2 separate regions of the Homo sapiens genome follow, and region 1 is linked to region 2. Evidence: chromatin loops called from intact Hi-C (ENCODE). Cell type or tissue: mammary epithelial cell. All regions are shown on one strand.

Region 1 (4,000 bases), 260 kb before region 2:
AGGAGGCGGAGGTTGTGGTGAGCCGAGACCACCCCAACACAGTCCATCCTAGGCAACAACAGTGAAACTCCGTTTCAAAAAACAAAAAACAAAAACAAAAACAAAAAAAAACAACAACAAAAAACACACCAATGGACACATTTATTGCATTTTTGTGATCCTTTTTGTTGTTGTTACAGCTTTTTTAGTCTCAAAAATATAAAGAAATATGTAACTATTTCCATCTTTATAGATACTATAACTCACCCAAGAAAAGCTGTACAAAATGTTTCTTTTGTTGCAATTGTGTTACCTCCCTAGATTGTTAAGTTAGACAGCTTGCAATCATTCACACTGGTCCTCCCATTTGCGCCACTCACATGAAGAAAGGGAGCAGCCACAGCATCAAAGCTTGCTCAGGACTAACATATAAAGACCTTTTTAGTGACACATGTTCTATTATACAAAGTGCCAGATGAAGGTCAGTAACTGACCATGCACAACCAGAAAGGAGGAATACAAACTTGACATGTTTCAAAGTGTGTTAAAGTAAAAGATATAAAAACACAGAATTTTGCTAACGATGTGTTATCGGGTCAATTTATTCATTGGCTCCTACATTTGCCTCCACCAAAGGTGTCAATCAAGATAACATTAATTTATTGGAGCAGATGTGAGGCACTACAATATTTTTTTTAAAAAGTGTCAATATTCTATATTCTCAGGGCATACTTTTCCAGAAAATTGAAGATGTAAACATTCTGGAATTGTTTAATGATTCCTAGAGAATTTCAAGCAAAACGATGTTGCCTGTAGAGTGATATGAAAAGTAGTTTGTGGTTATTATTCTAATTATTCTAATTGTGCTACAAAACTAGTTTCTTTTTCTTATCATAGAACAAGAGCCCCTCTGTTATTACTGTTAATAACAATAACAACTTCCTATTATGTACCAGGCACTACATTAAGTACTTGATACCTATTATCTTCCTCCCCCACCCTCCACCGAGAGGGAGTCTTGCTCTGTCACCCAGGCTGGAATGCAGTGGTGCGATCTCAGCTCACTACAACCTCCACCTTCTGGGTCCAAGCGATTCTTCCACCTCACCTCCTGAGTAGCTGGGACTATGAGTGTGCACCACCACACCCGGCTAATTTTTGTATTTTTAGTAGAGACGTGGTTTCACGATGTTGGCCAGGCTAGTCTCGAACTCCTGACCTCAGATGATCTGCCCGCCTCAGCCTCCCAAAGTGCTGGGATTACAGGTGTGAGCCACCACACCCGGCCAGATACCTATTATCTTTAATTCTCACTATAGACTTGAAAGCTAAGAAACTAGCACATGGGGAAACTGAAGTTCTGAGAAGTAACGTAACTTGCCTAACTTGCTCACATTTTGAATATTTCCCTTCAGGCTCAGGAAAGTAAACTGACATCACAGCCCAAAACATGATCAGTCAAAGCAGCATACCAGGAACCCTAAGGTTGGCCCTATATTCAGTTGCATACATTTTGGAATCACAATAACTAAATCCAACTAACTGAACAATGGTTACAAATTAACATTATCTTTAATTTGGCTTGTTGGTTTATTTCTTATACTATCTAGGCATCAACCCCCAAGCACTTTTCTTCACCATCATCCCCCACTTAATGAACCAGGTAGAATGTAGCTGAAGAATGCAAATAAGATTCATGAAACATTAAGTGAGTTTTAGATTAGGTTTAATTATTTAAGGAAACTTCAAACTGGAAATGTAGAAACTTTGATCTCTAAACTGCTGCAGCTTTGAGTGACTGAATTGCTGAAAGTGTGTTTGTATGTGTGTGTGTGTGTAGAGAAAAAATAGCAAATGAGCAAGAATAGGAGCAGAGTGACTCAGAGGAATCAGATCTGTTGCTGTATTTTGTAATTTCATTAGTCATTTTATGAGTAATGGATTAGAAATTATTGCAATATATAACCACAACCAATTTTAGGACATCTGCATATTACTAATTGACATATAATATAAATAAATTGCCCTTCTGAGTATTGTGACTTTGCATACACTTTGGTTCCTGGGAATCCCAAGGTATAAATGATTCTGTCTAATACTTGGGTTTCTCAGACCAAACCTTTCATGTCTCTTAAGGGGGAAAAAAACCCTCATCAATAAAATATTCTTCAAAGAACTGTCTTCTCTTTGAACATGCTCATGTCATACTGAGTTTCTCCATAGAAACAAGAGGATTCTCAAATTTCTAAGAGATGCTCTCACTAAAAGGATGCTAGAGATTAGAATTTTAGAGATAATAGGGAGAAGGGCCAGACTAATCCAGTGGGAAATTAAGCAATGGCTTGTAGATTATCAGGCTATTCATCACCTGGTCATTGTTCCCTCTGCTGTAGCTACTTTCATGAACTAACCCCAGAAAGCAAGAAACAGAGGGTGTCTTCCTAGTGCTTAAGTCTTGGGTCATCCAGAGTGCATCCCTCAGGTTACTGTTTAGAATACAAGACAACTTGCAATAAGAAGCAATAACCCTCCTTGAATTATCCATAGAAATTAGCAAATTGGGAAGTGCTATGGGTATGGTGTGGTAAGAAAAGGAATAGGTGAAGAATCAAGAAACCTGCTTTCTTATCCCAGCTTTCTCATTCTAGGAACAATTTTGAGCCAACTAGTTATTATTTCTGGGCTTTAGTTCCTTCTAAAAATGTAGGGGTGCTTCAGGTAAAGCTTTGACAGTGTCTCCATCACTAATATTATGGCCACTAAACTGAGAAATGAACAGTCTACATTTTAGTAGACTTCTAGTCTACTAAAAATGTAGGAGTGCTTCCGGTTCCTTCTAAAAATGTAGGGGTGCTTCCGGTTCCTTCTAAAAATGTAGGGGTGCTTCAGGTAAAGCTTTGACAGTGTCTCCATCACTAATATTATGGCCACTAAACTGAGAAATGAACAGTCTACATTTCTGCTCCTCAGACAAGGATGATACACAGTTGTCCCCTGGGGACATGAAACTATAAAGCATTCAAGGGAGGAATGGCAAGTGACTGCGTAAATGAGCTTCTGGTTCCTTGACTACAGGATCCTGATGCTTTAGACTGTTAAAGATCTTTCTTAATAGCTTGTTTACACCCCCTTGTTGCAAAAAGTATTTGAGGTGACTTAGATAACTAGCAAATTAAAATAATTTGAAGTAATTGGACTAAAAGGAAAATGAGCTTAGTCCAAGACCAGCACATCAAATATAAAGAGGTGGAAAATTGGATTCTAATCTTCCTGTAGGTAAATTATAAAGAATAGTCAACTACAAAATTCACTGTATCTCTAAGTACCGTGTGTGGTAATGCTGGCTGTAGTATAAGTAGAGGTGAGGTGCTTTGCTTAGGACAGTTATTCCTACAATTGAAGTAAGAGATTGTATTAGTTAATTCCCACATTGCTATACATAAATACAGGAGACTAGGGAATTTATTTTAAAAAGAGGTTTAATTGGCTCATGGTTCTGCAGGCTGTGCAAGAAGCATAGTGGTATCTGCTTCTGGGGAAGCCTCAGAAAGCTTCCAATCTTGGTGGAAGGCATAGGGTGAGCAGGCATCTCACATGGTGGGAGCAGGAGCAAGGGAGTGAGAGGGGAAGTGCTACACTTTTACATGACCAGATCTCATAAGAACTCACGTACTATCATGAGGACAATACCAAGAGGGATGATGCTAAACCATTCATGAGAAATCCACCCCCACGATCTAATCACTTCACACCAGATCCCACCTCCATCATTGGGAATTACAATTCAACATGAGATTTGAATGGGGACACATATCCAAACTATATCAGAGATGTTTCTCATGGTTTCTTACAAAGGAGAGATATGTGATATGTCATAGTGGTTTTCAATTGGGATATGAATAGAAGAGGTCCTTGTTAATATACAGAATTATATGTTAGCATATAGAATCATAATCCTAAGTGACAATCTCAGGCTTATGATTAAGTAGCTTTGCATGCGTGCATTTGACAAGAGCCTCAG
Region 2 (4,000 bases):
CTTAAATAATTCAACTATTGTGATTGTTATTGTTAGTTGTATCTTCTGAAGTAAGACCATGCTGAGATTGAGGGGCCTGAGAATTCATTCAGCTAGCATTGCCAAATTTCTCAGATAGAAATACAGAAAATATTTATACTATAAAAATTTTGTTCATCTGAAATTCAGATTTCACTGGGCTTCCTGTATTTGATCTGGCAACCCTAAACATTGCCTAACTACTTTGTAGGTGAAGAGGCTAGTATCTGCAGAGGTTAAACATGCCTGTATCCACAGTTAGAATGTGGTTGGCCTAGAATAAGAATGAAGATCTTTTGATTCTCAGGCACTTAGAAAAAAGAAACAAAACACTAAAGTATGCCACAGAGGAGAATTCCCTTGGGTGGAAGACTAATAAGGGAATGTAAAATCTGGTGATATATAATGAAGGATTTTAACTTTGTACACCTACAGTCGCTCAATCAGGAAACCCTGGGAAGTCTGCTGAGTCTATCTAGGGAGTCATCACTTGACAGTGAAATTTAATTTTATATGCTAGGACAGGCCATTTGAAATCTATTCTGAGTAGAAATCTATTTCAGAAATCTATTCTGAGTAGATTTTATTTCTACCCAATGTCTTGATACCATAAATATTTTTCTTGCCTGTTTAAAAGAAATTGGTATTTTCTAGGTACCTGTCATATATAGAGAGTATTGCTGGTGATATTTCCCTACACTTGTTTAGTCCTTTACAGTTATAAAACATCTGTACTTCTCTCTCCACTATAACTTAGAGGAGTAGATCAAGAAGATAGTAGAATCTCTATTTTACATATGAGGAAACTGGGGCTCAAAGAACTTTTGGCATGCCCACAATTGCTGTTATGCTGAGCAGAAAGTATTAGATCTTCCAACTCCCAGTCCAGAGATTTTTTTCACTATACAGCAATTCATGATTCCAGACATATATAGGCTAGATTAGAAATGAATTACAGAGCCACTTCTTTTAATTAGGGCTCATTTGTTTGGTAATTCCACTGTTAATGCTGAGTGATGTAATGGGAAGGAGTAAGATTTCTACACCAGACTGACAAGATCTACTCCCACCTTCACCATGTAGGGGCTGAGCTACTGGGCAATTTAACCTCCATGAGCCTCAATTATAATAGCATATGTCTGAGGTGGCTGCTGTGTGCATGAAAATAAAACGATGACAGTAAACTGTCTCACATATGTAGAAGAAACTGTTCAGATGTTAATATCCTTTCCTTCGATATCACTTAAATAGTGTTTATTTAAGCAATAAAGTGAAGTATTCATCTTGATCACTACATTTTGATTTTGGAAGAGAAGATTGAGAATTTGTTCACCAATCAAATTTTTAGACAATATTTCTTCTAAATTGTTCCCACAGGTTGCTAGTTTTTAAATAGCATTTGGTTTTAAATTATACTTTTATAGTTTAAACATTCATGTTTAGCTTGAAGGTTCCATGTAAAGTTATTTTTCATGTGTGGCCTAAAGCTGACTGTTTTAAATGAAACTGTTTATTTTGCAGATAATTCAGTAACAATCCTGTTTGGACTTTCATACCCTGAATAGTATCAGGTTTTACAAACATATGAGTGAAACATGCTTATGTAAACAACAGAGGTGCTTTCATCCAAAACAAACATAGCCTTCCCAAGAATCATGAGGATCAACTGCAGACTTGTCTACACAACCTGCCTGACTAATGTCTGTAGCATATTTGGCCACAAAAATTGTTTGAATCATCAACATACGCATATATAAGCTGACTTCACAATGTGCTACAATCTAATTGTTGTGTTTGGGAAGGAATTGCAGGACCACTCTGACCTCATTAAAAGCAAAGCCAGTTGATTTAGATTCATGATTTTGAAAGACTTCAACTTGATTTTGGACATAAAAAACATTGAAGGATGAGAAAATGTTGATTTATCCTCTTAATTTTCTGTGATTTTATTAAATCCTTTGCCCTATCTCCCTGGAATATTTAAAAGGAGAAGCTTTTAGCTCTTTGCTGTTCTCTTAGAACATTGAGTGCAGATTGAATTCATTTGGGTAGTTTTTACTTCCCTGATACCCAGTCTTCACTTAGAACAAATAAATTACAACTTCTGGGAATGGGGCACGGGCCTCGGTATTGTTTTAAAGCTCTCCAAGTGCTTTCAATCAAGATTCAACATCTACCTCAGAATAAAAAAGACAAATCTTTTTGGTCAGAACAGTAGTTTCACCCAGCTGAATGTTATTGTCACCTGGGGGACTTTGAAGACACTGTCAGTGCTCAGAGCCCCCATCCTAAGGTCCTCTGATTTTGCTGGTCTGGAATTTTTCACTATTAGATAGCAGTTTCCCCTTAATTCATATCTACAGCTAAAACCACAGCTTTGATCCCCCAGAGCAAATGCAGTAAACTCCTTTCTTGCCTCTGCAAATGTCTGGATGGTGCTCAGATATACAGTTCACGGGTTTCATTGTATTTTATTGGATATTATTACTTTCCACTTCCATACATGTGCTCACATGATTAAAACAAAAGAAAAAGATGAGTAAGTATTTCCAAAAAGACAAATTGTGCAGATAAGAGGAAAAAATTTTTTAAAGGTCAGAAATGTTAAACCAACACCAACAAAAACTCAACAGTTCACTTGATTTTGAGTGTTTACAGTCAGAAACTATGCCACATTTCTTGTGCATTCTCTTGTTTAAACGTCACAATTTTGTGAGGTAAAGATGATTGTCAACCTCAGTTTTTAGATGTGAACACTAAAGTTATACTGAGATTTATTTATTTCCAAGGTCACATACCTATTAAGTGGCAAGGTGTCCAGTCTGAGATTTTACCCTACTCATAAGCTAACATGTTAGCTTCTCCCAGTTTTATGAATGCTGGCAAAATATATGAGACTCCTGGTCCCAAAGGTGTCAAAAGACAACAGGCAGCACGAGTTTCATGTTCCTATTGTTACTCCTGCCCCCAAAGTGTCAAAGAGGTAAATTAGAGGTAGATCCAGATGGATGCTGTGCATGCAATGGGGTTTGCATCATAGCTGAGCAACCCCAAGCTTAGGAAATTGCTAAGCTATAGTATGAATGTGTCCGCTCCAAACTTCAGGTGTTGTCACTATGATAGTATTGAAAATGGAAGTCTTTAAGAAGTGATTAGGCCATGTGTACTCCTTCCTCACGAATGGGATCAGGTACCCTTATAAAGGGGCTTGATGAAGAGCAATTGCTTCCTTTTGTCCTCTACCTCTCACTGTGGAGGATGCAGCAAGAAGATCCTCAGGTTCTGGTGCTTTGATCTTGGACTTTGCAGTCTCCAGAACTTTGAGAAATACATTTCCGTTCTTTACAAATGATCCAGTCTATGGTATTCTCTTATAGTAGCACAAATGGACTAAGAGAAACCCCAAGCTTAGGAAATTTCAAACTTTTAATGAGCTATGTACAAACTTATTCAACATTTGTCTTGGATGGAGGCATCATCTTAATTATACTAGACAGCAAATCAACATGCTCTCTTGGAATATCTCTGTTGTCCAGGATTATTCACTATAGAAATATCTTTGGCAGGATATTCCAAAATAAAGGCTATATGTGCTTCTGCTGGCAGGTTGTGCAGAAATATGAGCTATCCATGGAAAAAGTTTTCCAACATGGAGTCATAATTTGAGCTCAGATGGTTTGACTTTAGTCTCTGTGCTTTTAACCTCAGTACAGCCTCTCCTTGATAAACTAAAATGAGCACTCAGCAAAGACTGGAGGATGCGGCTCAAGGGGTGTATTTGCTCATTTTTACCCTACTATAAAGAACTACCTGAAACTGGGTAATTTATGAAGAAGAATGTTTAATTGACTCACAGTTCTGCATGGCTGGGGAGGCCTCAGGAAATTTACAACCATGGCAGAAGGCAAAGGGGAAGCAAGAAACTTCTTCACATGGCAGGAGGTGAGAGAGGAGAGAGAGGAAAGAGATAGGGGAAGTGCCA

Evidence for each region. Peaks named below come from ENCODE experiments on the same cell type or tissue, not always from the same donor. Only the 100,000 strongest peaks of a DNase experiment are listed, where the experiment ranks them.
Region 1: it touches region 2 in a loop (2.9-fold over the local background); 1 of 110 quality-filtered maps calls a loop at or near these places.

What each region holds. Positions count from the first base shown.
Region 1 is chr3:143,899,445-143,903,444 of GRCh38, forward strand. No RefSeq gene overlaps it. Among named protein-coding and RNA genes, the nearest start is that of SLC9A9, 53 kb to the left of the region's middle. In mammary epithelial cell, no CTCF peak of the experiment used is centred here; a DNase peak (open chromatin) is centred at 1,837.
Region 2 is chr3:144,160,580-144,164,579 of GRCh38, forward strand. No RefSeq gene overlaps it. Among named protein-coding and RNA genes, the nearest start is that of DIPK2A, 190 kb to the left of the region's middle. In mammary epithelial cell, no CTCF peak of the experiment used is centred here; a DNase peak (open chromatin) is centred at 1,722; H3K27me3 peaks cover 120 bases.